Regions from separate parts of the Homo sapiens genome. Here regions 2, 3 and 4 are each linked to region 1. A link is a contact called in ENCODE Hi-C or POLR2A ChIA-PET data. All regions are on one chromosome and are shown on one strand. Each heading gives the region's core, a stretch centred on a gene start or an enhancer-like site at or near the end of the contact. The rest is flanking DNA. Distances are from core to core; before and after follow the strand shown. Region 1 holds the start of STAT3 (signal transducer and activator of transcription 3). Region 2 holds the start of ODAD4 (outer dynein arm docking complex subunit 4). Region 3 holds the start of DHX58 (DExH-box helicase 58). Region 4 holds the start of PLEKHH3 (pleckstrin homology, MyTH4 and FERM domain containing H3).

What was found. Hi-C counts contacts between places; a loop is a spot of excess contacts on that map. ChIA-PET counts read pairs that join two places held with the same protein, here RNA polymerase II (POLR2A). Pooled maps may share reads with other maps.
Region 2: a pooled map shows a loop between it and region 1 (7-fold over the local background). The contact joins the promoter of ODAD4 here to the promoter of STAT3 in region 1. A Hi-C loop is called at or near these places in 6 of 50 pooled maps. POLR2A ChIA-PET finds 5 or more read pairs at or near these places in 5 of 52 experiments (A549, CD4-positive, alpha-beta T cell, WTC11 and 2 more).
Region 3: a map of B cell shows a loop between it and region 1 (2.5-fold over the local background). The contact joins the promoter of DHX58 here to the promoter of STAT3 in region 1. A Hi-C loop is called at or near these places in 2 of 168 maps with a recorded cell type or tissue (B cell and OCI-LY7) and 10 of 50 pooled maps. POLR2A ChIA-PET finds 5 or more read pairs at or near these places in 12 of 52 experiments (B cell, CD4-positive, alpha-beta T cell, CD4-positive, alpha-beta memory T cell and 9 more).
Region 4: a loop to region 1 is called in a map of B cell, with 14 times the contacts of the local background. The contact joins the promoter of PLEKHH3 here to the promoter of STAT3 in region 1. A Hi-C loop is called at or near these places in 4 of 168 maps with a recorded cell type or tissue (B cell, CD4-positive, alpha-beta memory T cell, dorsolateral prefrontal cortex and 1 more), 16 of 37 single-sample maps with no recorded cell type and 13 of 50 pooled maps. POLR2A ChIA-PET finds 5 or more read pairs at or near these places in 2 of 52 experiments (CD4-positive, alpha-beta memory T cell and HEK293T).

Annotation. Positions count from the first base shown.
Region 1 is chr17:42,386,479-42,389,951 of GRCh38, reverse strand. STAT3 (signal transducer and activator of transcription 3) reads left to right here and starts at 1,510. Exons shown (of 24, transcript NM_139276.3): 1 at 1,510-1,673. RefSeq lists an enhancer at 790-1,059 and silencers at 1,580-1,859, 2,090-2,169.
Region 2 is chr17:41,929,183-41,932,331 of GRCh38, reverse strand. It overlaps ODAD4 (outer dynein arm docking complex subunit 4), which reads right to left and starts at 1,715. Exons shown (of 12, transcript NM_031421.5): 1 at 1,495-1,715. The coding sequence starts at 1,608. It also overlaps a transcript of ACLY not described here. RefSeq lists enhancers at 1,607-1,706, 1,887-1,976, 1,689-2,592.
Region 3 is chr17:42,111,363-42,114,835 of GRCh38, reverse strand. It overlaps DHX58 (DExH-box helicase 58), which reads left to right and starts at 2,122. Exons shown (of 14, transcript NM_024119.3): 1 at 2,122-2,231; 2 at 2,631-2,723; 3 at 2,943-3,111; 4 at 3,339-3,473. The coding sequence starts at 2,944. KAT2A (lysine acetyltransferase 2A) reads left to right here. Exons shown (of 18, transcript NM_021078.3): 14 at 232-346; 15 at 442-478; 16 at 554-617; 17 at 752-836; 18 at 994-1,725. The coding sequence ends at 1,187. RefSeq lists enhancers at 1,755-2,274, 2,515-2,614.
Region 4 is chr17:42,675,041-42,678,283 of GRCh38, reverse strand. PLEKHH3 (pleckstrin homology, MyTH4 and FERM domain containing H3) reads left to right here and starts at 1,290. Exons shown (of 13, transcript NM_024927.5): 1 at 1,290-1,882. The coding sequence starts at 1,721. RefSeq lists enhancers at 1-137, 138-639, 620-699, 830-879, 900-999 and silencers at 170-249, 1,110-1,359, 1,450-1,509, 2,630-2,789.

The sequences.
Region 1 (3,473 bases), core at 261-2,760:
CCTATGAATTGCCCTGTAGATGCCTCTGTCCCTCATTGGATATGAGGTGGTACGAGCGGTCTGAATCTGTAGACTTAGACAGGCTTCAGGTATCTGGGGAACCATGTGAGTAAAACCTTGTATTGTTTCTGGGGCTAGAATCTAGTCTCCTTCAAACACTCAGAAGGATCTGTGACTGCCTTCAAAGGTTAAGAGTCATTGATTTTTCTCACTAGAAATTAATAAGAACAGCTATCCTTGGGGAGAAGGAATGATGGGGGTAGGGAAAGATTTTCATTTAATATTTTTGACCTTTCTGAACGGTCTGCATTTTCTAAACAGGAACATGTATTAGGTTCATTGAAAAAAAATATGTCAGGGGTTAGCTGAGCAGTGAGATAATGGGTCCTTTTTAGATTTTTGTCTTTATACCTGTTCGTATTAAACAAACACAAATATTAATAACATATTTTTAAAGACCCAAAAAAATAAAAATTAAAAACCCTGATAGTATCAGCACATACACAGAAATCACTCCATTATGCAAAGTTCATCCTCTATTATGAAAGGCAAAATGTCTACATTTCCTATCAACCACTGGCTTCAATTCAGTAAAACTTGCATACCAAGTAGGCAAGGTGGAAAAGAAAAAGGCAGAACATTTCATGTATTTCAATTCAGACGCATAAAAATGTCAAGCCCTACACGTTATCAGCTTTCGTATACACCGTCTTCTGCATTCGCCTGTACGGGCCAATGGGCTAGCTGGTCGGCGTTTGATGCTTGAAGTGATGGAACGGAGTACGGGGTTAAATCCACTACCCTCTCCCCACGCACTCTAGTAATTACTCTATTTCCACGTCATGTTTCCGGGTGTGTGTGTCCCTGCTCACGCAGAAACTGAAGTTCAAAGCAGGCGGAGTCACCCATGTTCTTTTTGTTGTCCCCAGAACCCAATTCAGGAGTTGGGTCCCCAGAGGATCTGGAGATACCTGGGGACTATCTAACTAGCTGATTCCCGCGTGGTAAGAGGCTCTCAACCTCGCCACCACGTGGTGCCAAGGGCCGGGAAAAGGGAGAGCGGGCAGGAGGGAGCTGTATCAGGGGCATTTAAAGTGCCTTGACGTCACGCACTGCCAGGAACTCAGCTGAGTTTTCAGCAGGACATTCCGGTCATCTTCCCTCCCTCCCCCCGGGCTTCTGTGCCCAAGTCCTCGGCTCTTCCCTCGCTGTGGCGGAGGGAGGAGCACCGAACTGTCGGAACAGCCAGCACAGGGGCGTATCAGTCTCCTCTTGGCTCCGCCCTTTCTCCTAGCTGCTCTCCTCATTGGTCAGTGGGCGGGGCTTCGGCTGTACCGCACACGCACTGGGACCTCTGGGTGGCCGAACGAGCTGGCCTTTCATGAATTATGCATGACGGCGTGCCTCGGCCAGGCTGGGGCTGGGCGAGGATTGGCTGAAGGGGCTGTAATTCAGCGGTTTCCGGAGCTGCGGCGGCGCAGACTGGGAGGGGGAGCCGGGGGTTCCGACGTCGCAGCCGAGGGAACAAGCCCCAACCGGATCCTGGACAGGCACCCCGGCTTGGCGCTGTCTCTCCCCCTCGGCTCGGAGAGGCCCTTCGGCCTGAGGGAGCCTCGCCGCCCGTCCCCGGCACACGCGCAGCCCCGGCCTCTCGGCCTCTGCCGGAGAAACAGGTGAAGGGGGTGCAGGGTGGGGCCGTTGGGGAGGCCTGGGGACCCGGGGGCTCCGCAGCGGCAGGGGGCCTCTGGGACCTTGGGGATGTTGTGATGGACGCTGCAGTGGGGCCGGGAGAGATGAAGAGACGCGGAGGGTCGCCCTGAGGGAAGACTCTTCGGGATGACAGGAGCGGGCCTCGGAAGGGACTCGGGGCGCTGGAGGGAAGTTTCGTTCTTCGGAGAAACAGAACGCGCTCGAGGGGGCACCGTGGGGCGAGGGCGCACTCGGTTGCGGCGGCAGGAGTGAGGGACAGTCCCCCGATTTCCTGCTCCCTGGGGCCCTGGGGACGTTCCGGCCACCGGAGCGACTGTCACGCCGACGGGGATCACCGGCGCGAGTGGGGGGTCGGAAAGCGCCTCCTCCCCGCCCGGTCGGCGGCTCCCGCTGAGCCACTTCCTCCGCTTGCCCTGTTCCCGCTCCTTCAGGAGACAGCTGTGCCCTTTTGGAGGCAGGAATAGGTGTGTCTGTCGCCTGCAGCCTTACGGGCTGGCTGGTCGTGGGTAGGCTTTATTGCATAAGAATCAAGTTTCCTGTAGGGAAATTGACAGACCGGTACTCTTTCTAAATTCCCTCGCATCTTTTTCTAGGTTAAATTATGCTCCCCCCACGTCCCCGCCTTGTAAAAAAGAGAAAAAAAGACAAAATAAAATCCCCATCAACCCGTCAAGCCAGCTCTAGAGAGAGAAATAAACCTCTTGACATTGTCCTTTTCCAAATACCTGGTAAAGTCGGCCAGAAGATAAATAATTGAGCCATTGCATTTACTGGATTGTGGTGTTGCTTAATTGCATAGGACGGAATGAACCAATTGAGAGTGGGAGTTTTCTGTCTCAGAGCCAAGATCTTGGGTAAATGCAGAGGAGAGGGAAACAAAGACAGGCTGGCCTTGAAAAAACCATGTGTGCAAACTTTACATGCATTTGGGGGGTGTGGTTGCACTGAAGTTAACAAGATTCAAACCGTCGCCCAAGTTGGTATTTCCATGTTTGGTACACATCACTCTGTGCCATATCAGGTCGTTGTTAAGTGTGGTGACAAAATCAGTGGTTAGTCATTTTTTTAATTAAAAATGTGTATAGTGTGTACCTGCTGGTCTTACTGTATGTGCAACTAAAGGTTTACATAGTCTGTGTATGGGTTGTAAATTTTTGGCTGGCTGTGCTGATAAAGCATTGGGCTTGAATAAAGCAAAGCAGAAAATCATCTCAATCTTTTATATGTGGATTTAGACTGTGTTATGACTTGGTTCAGCCAGTTTTCTATCTTATTTTATATTAAATATGTCTGTGTTCTCTGAGTCAGCACATTTATTTCCTTATTACATGTTCCAGACAGGAGTGCTAGCCCAGTTTTTGTTCAGTTTGCACAGTGGGATGGGGAAACAAGTCTGGAATTTAAAAAAAAATGTTTTAGAGGTTGGAGCCTTGATTTTAGTCTCTATATTAGCACATCCATCACAAAGAACCATTAGTAAATTCATGAATCTTTTGTTTTTTATGTAGTTCATTTGAGAAGAATAATCACTTAGAAATATCCACAGTGCCAGGCATGGTGGTGCACACCTCTGATCCCAGCTAATTGAAGGCTGAGGTGGGAGGATTCCTTGAGTCCAGGAGTTGAGTCTGGTCTGGGCAACATGGTGAGAGGCCAGGAATTGGGTCTAGAGTCTAGTCTAAGCACCATAATGAGAACCCATCTTTAAGAAAGAAAGAAAGGAAAGGAGGAAGAAAGGAAAGAAAAAGAAATACCCACAGCAC
Region 2 (3,149 bases), core at 466-2,965, 460 kb after region 1:
TGGGAGGCTGAGGTGGGGGGGGATCACCTGAGGTGGGGAGTTCGAGATCAACCTGACCAACATGGAGAAACCCCGTCTCTACTAAAAATACAAAATTAGCCGAGCATGGTGGTGCATGCCTGGGATCCCAGCTACTCGGGAGGCTGAGGCAGGAGAATCGCTTGAACCTGGGAGGTGGAGGTTGGGGTGAGCCGAGATTGCGCCACTGCACTCCAGCCTGGGCAAGAAGAGCAAAACTCCATCTTAACAACAACAAAAATCCAGTCTGCTTAGCAGTGTGCCTGAGGCTGAGGCAGGAGAATCACTTGAATCCAGGAGGTGGAGGTTGCAGTGAGCCAAGATCGCACCATTGCACTCCAGCCTGGAGACAGAGCAAGACTACGTCTCCAAAACAACAACAACAACAACAACAACAACAACAAAAACCATCACCCAATCCCCTTAGGGTGGGATGATGCAATTTATACTAGGGTTACTATAATAATGTTGCTGGTTGGTGCAGCAGCTCACCTCAGTAATCCCAGCACTTTGGGGGGCCGAGGCAGGTGTATCACTTGAGGTCAGGAGTTCGACACCAGCCTGGCCAACATGGTGAAACCCTGTCTCTACTAAGAATACAAAAATTAGCCAGGCGTGGTGGGACATGCCTGTAATCCCAACTACTCCCTAGGCTGAGGCAGGAAAATCGCTTGAACCTGGGGAGGCGGAAGTTGCAGTGAGCTGAGATCTTGCCACTGCACTCCAGCCTGGGCAACATAGCAAAACTTTGTCTCAAAATTGATAATAATAATCATATGTTGCTTACTGGCCACCTTTTATAAGCAACGGTGTGCTGGGGACATTGAGGCTTCTGCATGCAACCTCCCATCCAATCTGCCAGCAAATGATGGGAAGGTAAGGCTGCTCTGTGGAAGGAGGCCGGTTAATCATGAAACATTTAAGTAAAAGTGGAGGAAAAGGTCACTGTTAACGCAGAGAATGGAGATTGCAAGTGGGAACTGGTAGAAAATGGCCAACCACAGGGCTTATCTGTGACAGCAGTGTGTCCATCAAAAATCAGTGAATAATAGAAACAACAGGGTCCTCCAGGCATCATCAAGACCTCAGTGTTATCTGCAATCAAAAGGTGAGGGCAGGGGGCAGGCGCAGTGGCTCACGCCTGTAATCCCAGCACTTTGGGAGGCCGAAGCGGGTGGATCACGAGGTCAGGAGTTCGAGACCAGCCTGGCCAACACAGTGAAACCCCCATCTCTACTAAAAAGACAAAATAATTAGCCGGGCATGGTGGCACGCGCCTGTAGTCCCAGCTACTTGGGAGGTGGAGGCAGGAGAATCACTTGAACCCGGGAGGCGGAGGTTGCGGCGAGCCGAGATCGTGCCATTGCACTCCAGCCTAGGCAACAAGAGCGAAACTCCGTCACAAAAAAAAAAAAAAAAAAAAAAAAAAAAAGTGACGGGTGATGGGGTGATGGATAGGTTGAGAGCTCGACTCACGTTGCTGAAGCTCTGCGCGGCTTTAGAAAATTCCCCGCACAGGTAGAGCCGCTCGCCTTCGGCCATATAAGAGGGAAAGGTGCTTCGCAAGGTCTCGCCTTCGGGGTCCGACATGGTGACCGGATTTAGAGACGCTAAAGCAGAGACAATCAAAGAAAAGCTGGAGAACCTCTATCTGGTTTGTGGAAGCTCCGTTTCTTAGCAACCATGAGATGTACAGCGACTTCCGGTTCCGCCCCCGTCTGGCAAGGGCCCGGATTCTGGGTACAACCTGCCGGCGTGCGCTTGCGCCAGTTCTGCCGCGCACTGGGCCAGGGAGTGATGATTGCGTGGCTGACGGCTGGGCTGGTTAGTGTTTGCTGTTGCACGCTCTGGCGGTTCTCTCTGGAGTTGCTGCCTGAAAAGGCTCCCTTGTAAGACAGCCAAGAAAACAGGAAGAGGGTTGGAGGCAAAGTTCCGAATAGGGATGAGGCATACGTGGTAAGGATATGTGCACGGCGTACCGCCATTAGGGGGAGAGAGCACTGGGCTTGGAGTCAGCAGACTTGGGCTGACTTCGCTCCTGTCACTTCCTAACTGCGTGACCTCTCGCGGGGCATGTAAGGGCTCCCAGCCTCGAATGTTCCACCTGCCAAATAAATATGAAAATAATGGAACACTCAGGGATGCGAGGATTTGCATAAGAAAACATGGAAAATAACGTTGGGTTCAACATAATTTAACGCAGTTATTTGAGCAGCTACTAGTAGCGGGCCTTGACCAAGGCATATTCTGACGTCCTTCCCCATTCCCTCACCATCACCACTCCTCCAAAAGTGGACTAGGTGCTTCTTCTGGGCTCCAACGATACCCTAAGTAGCTTGCTTAACTGCCTTTACTACGTTACTTCCAAAACGTCCTAATGTCATTGTTAAAGTTTAAATAGTAAAAAGATGTCTTTAACTACAAATGCACACACACACACACACACACGGCATACATGTAAAACTGGGGATATTTGAGTAAGATCAGTGGATTGTATCAGTGTCAATTTTCTGGTTGTGTTATTGTACTAAAGTTTTTAAGGATGTTACCATTGGGAGAAACTGGGAAAAGGGTACATGGGATCTCTTTTGTATTTATTTCTTATGAACTGCATATGAATCTATGATTATCTCAAAAGGTTTAATTCAAAATATAAGAAATAATATGGTCCCTGCTTGAAGGAGTTTTATCTAATAGGGGAGAAAGATGTATAAACAAGTAACGGCCACTTAAGTGATATTAACTAGTAATTAAAAGTTCTGTGTGCCTGTGAGGGAGATGAGGACAAAGTGGTGTGAAACCCAGGCAAATGAATGATTCAGCCAGGGTCTGGGATGGGTTAGAGACATGTTCATAGAGGGGTAATATTTGAGCTGAGGGTGAGTATGGTGGAGCCCAGTAGACGTAAGTAGAGAATGAGAGCTAGGTGTGGTGGCTCATGCCTGTAATCCCAGTACTTTGGAGACTGAGGTGGGAGGATCGCTTGAGCTCAGGAGTTCGAGACCAGTCTGGGCAACATGGCGAAGCCCTGTCTCTACCACAAATACAAAAGTGAGCTGGGTGTGGTGGCGTGTGCCTGTAGTCCCAGCTACTCAGGAAGCTGAGGCAGGAGGATCACTTGAGCGTGGGAG
Region 3 (3,473 bases), core at 873-3,372, 280 kb after region 1:
GAGCACACGTGTGTAGACCTGTTCTACGTCTACATGCATATATGTGTGTGAGTGAGGAGGGGCAGGCCAGGATCTTGGCTCTTGCTCTGCTCCCTTGGGGAAGTTATGAGGGGAGGTGCTGGATTAGGTGGCGTTGCAGCTGGGTGGGTGCAGCCAGTGGCTCCGACTGTGGCCCTGGGAGGGGTTGTTGTTGGGGCTGGAGTTGGCCCCTCAGTCCCTTCCTTCCCTCAGATCATCAAGAAGCTGATTGAGCGCAAACAGGCCCAGATCCGCAAGGTCTACCCGGGGCTCAGCTGCTTCAAGGAGGGCGTGAGGCAGATCCCTGTGGAGAGCGTTCCTGGCATTCGTAAGCAGGGGTCTCAGTTGCAGGGTAGTGGGGGCACGATGCTTGGGGTGTGGACTGGCATTCTTAGAGACATTCTCCCACTTCCCACTTTGCAGGAGAGACAGGCTGGAAGCCATTGGGGAAGGAGAAGGGGTGAGTGTCAAAGGAGCCGGGTTGGGGGTGGGGCAGAGGGACTTGGAGCCTCAGACTTGGTGTCTCTCGCCCCAGGAAGGAGCTGAAGGACCCCGACCAGCTCTACACAACCCTCAAAAACCTGCTGGCCCAAATCAAGGTGGGGAGACCAGGTTTCCTTTCCAGGGCCCCTGCACCAATGGCTGTGGCCTCTTGATGCAGTGTGGGGTGGGTAGTGGTCTCGGGCTGGCGTGGGCGCAGCAGGGCTGTCCCCAGCCCGGCTCTTCTCTCCAGTCTCACCCCAGTGCCTGGCCCTTCATGGAGCCTGTGAAGAAGTCGGAGGCCCCTGACTACTACGAGGTCATCCGCTTCCCCATTGGTGAGGACCTTCCATTCCATCCCCTTCCCTCCTCTTCTGTCCCCACACCTGCTCCTGCCCTCACTGCGCCCTGCAGCCCCAGGGGGCCCACCCTGGTGGACAGCCCTGCCGTGGTCTTCAGCCTCTTAAAGCTGTGCTCCGTCTCCTGCTGCCCCAGACCTGAAGACCATGACTGAGCGGCTGCGAAGCCGCTACTACGTGACCCGGAAGCTCTTTGTGGCCGACCTGCAGCGGGTCATCGCCAACTGTCGCGAGTACAACCCCCCGGACAGCGAGTACTGCCGCTGTGCCAGCGCCCTGGAGAAGTTCTTCTACTTCAAGCTCAAGGAGGGAGGCCTCATTGACAAGTAGGCCCATCTTTGGGCCGCAGCCCTGACCTGGAATGTCTCCACCTCGGATTCTGATCTGATCCTTAGGGGGTGCCCTGGCCCCACGGACCCGACTCAGCTTGAGACACTCCAGCCAAGGGTCCTCCGGACCCGATCCTGCAGCTCTTTCTGGACCTTCAGGCACCCCCAAGCGTGCAGCTCTGTCCCAGCCTTCACTGTGTGTGAGAGGTCTCCTGGGTTGGGGCCCAGCCCCTCTAGAGTAGCTGGTGGCCAGGGATGAACCTTGCCCAGCCGTGGTGGCCCCCAGGCCTGGTCCCCAAGAGCTTTGGAGGCTTGGATTCCTGGGCCTGGCCCAGGTGGCTGTTTCCCTGAGGACCAGAACTGCTCATTTTAGCTTGAGTGATGGCTTCAGGGGTTGGAAGTTCAGCCCAAACTGAAGGGGGCCATGCCTTGTCCAGCACTGTTCTGTCAGTCTCCCCCAGGGGTGGGGGGTATGGGGACCATTCATTCCCTGGCATTAATCCCTTAGAGGGAATAATAAAGCTTTTTATTTCTCTGTGTGATTGTTTCTTTGGTGTAGTCCCAGCCTTAGCAGGCTCACCTTGGCCCCCAGGGACCTCTTGCAAACTGGAGGCTGCTCTCCCCAGCAAGCCTCAGGCCTGGTCCTGTGCTCCTGGGGTGATGGGTCCTACCTGCCTGCAGCCCCCCACCTCTCCCTCCTCCAGGCTGCTCCTGATCCAGATGCCAGGGCAGCAGGGGTCAGAACCTCCTGCCTTCACCTTAACCTGGGTGGATGTGGTTACAACTGACTGCAGAAGGGCCAGAGCGTAGAGGATCCTGTAGCACTGAAAGAGTGCTTCCCTGTTAGCACACGTGGTTCTTTTTCTTGGGGCAGGGATAGGAGATTCGTAAGTCGGCTCAGCTGGCTCCTCCCCTCAGTTTCAGTTTCCATTTCTGATTTCTGCTCTCTGCGCTGAGCACAGCGGCACCAGGCTGAGCTAAGCAGGGCCGCCTTGGGCAGGCCTACGTGGTGGTGCAGGCGAGACCCAGGCTGGGCAAGGCGCAGGTGTAGCCTGTGTTACTCCCACCCCCCCCCACCCCCACCTTTTGGCCACAGCAGGCTTCTGATGAGTTTTGAGGGTGTCCCCCCCCCCACCTCCCTCAAGTGGGGTGGAGTCCTGGGCAAAGGGAGGTCTCTGTACCGACTGCTCTGGCCAGGAGTTGGGATGAGTGGAGGGCCCAGTGGGTCTGAGTCCCCTGCCATTCCCAGAATGGAGCTGTGGCCCTACCAATGGGAGGTGATCATGCCTGCCAGGGCGCTGGCGCAGCAGCAGTACTTAACCGGAGTTTGTACTCACGGCAGTTGGCGATGACTGTTAGCACAAACGGTTCTTTTCTCTTGGTTCTTTTTCCTGGGGCGGGGATGGGAGATTCCTAAGTCGGCTCAGCTGGCTCCTTCCCTCAGTTTCAGTTTCCATCTTGGGTCTCTGAGCTGAGCAGAGTGGCACCAGGCTGAGTTAAGTGGGACTGCCCTGGGCAGACCTACCTACTAGAGCAGGTGAGTCCTGGGCTGGGCAGGGGGCAGGTGTAGCCTGTGTTACTCCCGCCTCCCCCTTTTGGGCAGAGCAGGGTCCTGATGGGTTCTGAGGGAGTCCTGCCCCACCTCCCTCAAGTGGGGTGGAGTCCTGGGCAAAGGGAGGTCTCTGTACTGACTGGTCTGGCCAGGAGTTGGGAGGGGTGGAGGAGTCGGTGGGTCTGAGTCCCCTGCCATTCCCAGAATGGAGCTTCGGTCCTACCAATGGGAGGTGATCATGCCTGCCCTGGAGGGCAAGAATATCATCATCTGGCTGCCCACGGGTGCCGGGAAGACCCGGGCGGCTGCTTATGTGGCCAAGCGGCACCTAGAGACTGTGGATGGAGCCAAGGTGGTTGTATTGGTCAACAGGGTGAGTGGTCTGTCCCTACCCCGCTCTCCCACCACCAAGCAGGGTCTTAGCTCTTCAGGCATCTCCCAGTCCCCACCAGAACTCCAAAGCTGCTGTGGCCATCGCTAAGCTCACCTGTCTTTCCACCCTGGCTCAGTACCCAGCCATGTCCTGCGGGTCACCTTACCGCCTCCCTACCCCTGGCCCCAGATTCAGCTCTCTTTTCCCAGCTCATTCTCCACCCCCAGGTGCACCTGGTGACCCAGCATGGTGAAGAGTTCAGGCGCATGCTGGATGGACGCTGGACCGTGACAACCCTGAGTGGGGACATGGGACCACGTGCTGGCTTTGGCCACCTGGCCCGGTGCCATGACCTGCTCATC
Region 4 (3,243 bases), core at 41-2,540, 290 kb before region 1:
GGCCTCTAGGGGCCAGGATCCAGGGAAGGCCCGGAGACGGCGCCGATCCTCAAAGGGTCCCACACGCCAGCCACTGGGGACCGACCTGGAACCCTCCATCCAAGATCTCTGGAATCGCCGCTGAGTCAGCAACGCGCGCGCGCGCCCGCGGAGGCCGCGGCCCCGCCCCGGCCGCCTAGCGCCTGAGTTAACCCCTTCCTATACAGAGCCGCAGGATATTAGCCCTAAGAGGCCTCCACTGTATTCGGAGACCACAGAATTCCTTAGAATCCAAGTCAGTCTCCCCAGCTGAGTTCGGTGAGCTGTGAGCTCTATATTCGATTTTATTTCCGGCCTAGGTCTGCACCTTCCCAGAGTGCCTGCCTCAACTCCTTCACCTCGAAAAGGAGGTGAGGCCGAGTGCAGTGGCTCATACCTGTAATCCCAGCACTTTGGGAAGCCAAGCTGGGAGGATCGCTTGAGCCCAGGAGTTAAAGACCAGCCTGGGCAACATAGTGAGACTCCATTTCTACAAAAAATAAATTTAAAAAATTAGCCAGGCATGGTGGTGTACGCCTGTAGTCCCAGCTCCTGGAGAGGCTGAGGTGGGAGGATCCCTTGAGCCGAGGAGTTCGAGGCTGTAGTAAGCTATAATGGCTCCACCGCACCCCAGCCTGGGCAAGACAGCGAGACCCTGTCTGGAAGAAAAAAAAAAAAGGGTGGGGGAGAGCTGAATCAGACCGAGAAACTGGAGAAACTGGACTCCTTCTCCCCAGACGTGGAGGGCCACCTCCAGAGCTGTGTCCTCGCAGGTCTGGACATCCTCTTAGTAGCCAAGGCGTTTCCCTTTCTCAGGGACCCTGAGACGAGACAGGGGTTCAGAGAGCGGCAGTTGGGTTTTCCTCTGTCCTGTGCCAAAACTCCTCAACAGGGTTTTTAATTGGTTGGTGAGCCAAGAGTTAAAACAAGAGCCTGAAGGCGGGCTTCCGTGACGTCACTAGCACCCCGCGTCCGACCTCAGAGACTGGGGCGTGGCTAACATAGCCTCGTCCCCTCCCTCCCTGTTTCCCCGCCCCTCCCCGCTGTCACCAAGCCAGGGGCACATGATGCAACCCAACGCGGTTTCAGCCGTCTGATTGGTAGCCGCGCCCGGCGCCAGGCACAGGGATTGGACAGAGGAGACTGTGACGAAACCTGGACCCTGCCTAGTAAAGAAGGGAGGAGAGAAAGAAGAGAGAGGGGGGGCCCCCCGGGAGGGAGGGGGCCGGGGGGGCGGGGTCCCAGCTCTGTGCTCGCGCCCCCAGCGCGCCAGTCCCGGGGCTGCAGGGAGCGCAGCGCGCGCGGCCCGGGCCCCGGCCACCGGACGCCCTACCGGACACGACCCTCCCTGGAGCTTGGACAACTGCCCACCTCGGACGCTGCACCGGACACTGCCCCCCACAGGGCTGGACACTCCAACGGACACTACTTCCCAGCTCCGGACATTGCTCCCTCCTCTCCCGGGGCCCTGGACGCTTTTCCCCCTCCCCCCTCCGGGGGCCCAGACACTGAGCCCCCCTCAGCGTCTGGCTAGCGTCCCCTTGCACCCCAGCCCAGGACACTGCCTCCTCCCTGTCCTCTTCTCCCTTCTGCTCCTCCCACCTCATCTTTCCCCTGCTCGGGTCGGAGCCCCGCCAGTTCCTCCGACCCCCTACTGCTCGGCCGCGGCTGCCCGCGCCCCCATCCGCAGCTCCTCGCCCGGATGCCTCTCCCCGGGGGACTATGGTGGCTTCTCTGCTGCCGTCGAGGCTTCACTCTTCTGCACCGGGACTACGGGGACGGCGAGCTTAGCGGGGACGGGGACGAGGACGAGGACGAGGAAACCTTTGAGCTGCGGACCCCGAGTCCAGCGGGCGGCGGGAGGGTAAGTCCCGGGGGTTCGGAGCCTCGTCTCAATCACTCTCGCTGTAACCGGCCGTCACGCTGATCCGCTCCAGCCTCCAGCCACACGCTGCGCGCTTGGCGAACTAGGGATGAGGGAGAGTTTTTTGCCTGGGGGCCAAAGCCCCCGGGAGCTCTCGGAGCAGCAGCCCTACTCGGGATGTGCCTGTGGGCCTCCCGCTGCAGGCTGGGCGCTATCCACCTGCTGGGGGCCCTGAGGCAGGGGAGGCGTCACGCGTGGCCCGACCTGGCCCTGCCTCTCCCTTCCCCGCTGGGCCCGCGTCCCATCCCGTCTCCTTCCGCCTCCGCCAGCGCCGAGGAATGTGGCGAGGCCGGCTGGGCGGCTCGAACGCCTGGGTCCCCCTCCGCTCCCAGTTCGCAAGTGCGGAGGCCAGATGCGAGAGCTCCCGCTGCGGAGACCTGGACGAGGGGGAGAAGTCATCCCAGGATTGGGGTCTGTGGCGGGGACCCCAAGGAGAGGGAGGTGGGAGCTCTTTGAGGACCCCTCCTCATTACCCTGCCACTCAGGACAGAACTCTCGGCTTTCCCGGGTGAGGCTCCTGGGAAACCCCTGAGGGGATGGATGGTGAGGGACACTGGGCTGCTGCCTGGTTTTGTCGAATCTCCCCGTGGGGAAACGGAGGCACGATTGGTGTGGGAGACCTCCATCCCTTGACGTCTCCTCCCCCATCCCTCCTGCACACTGGCGGCCAGACTCCCGTGTGCTGTGGCCCGGGTCAGGCTCCCATCCCCCGCGCAGGGGTCCCCAGCAGGCCCAGTGGCTCGGTGCCCGGGTGGGGCGGGCTGCGCCGCCGGGGCCGGCGCCAGCACCTGGCGGAGGCGGAGGGTGGATAAATATAGAGGAGGGGGGAGGGAGGGAAGCAGGGCACTGCGATTAGGGGAGTTAGCCTAAGAGGGTGGTCAGTACCTGCCACATGTGGTGTGGCTGACAGCCCCACTCAGACCTTCCAGAAAATAGGTGGAGGTTCACGTAGGAAGGGTGCAGGACCCAGGCGTCCCCAAGCTTCCAGCTTGGGCAGGGTCGGCTTTACCAGGCCATTGCCTCCCTCATGCTCCACCTCAACTCCCCCCTTCCCTGAGCCTGGGGACAGGTGTCCCTGGCCCCCTCCCCCACCTCCCCCTCTTGGCTCTAGCAGTCTGGGAGCAATATGAGGATGGCACGGTTCCCGCCTGACTGGCCTCCGGGTTGGGTTTGTGGCCTCTCTCAGACCCCAGTCTACAGTTGAAGTTCCAGGACAGGGGGAAGGGAGGAGGAGGGGGAGGGGGAGGGCAAAACCCTGAACTACACCTGCCTCCAGAGGGTGTGCCATTCCTCAGTCTGGC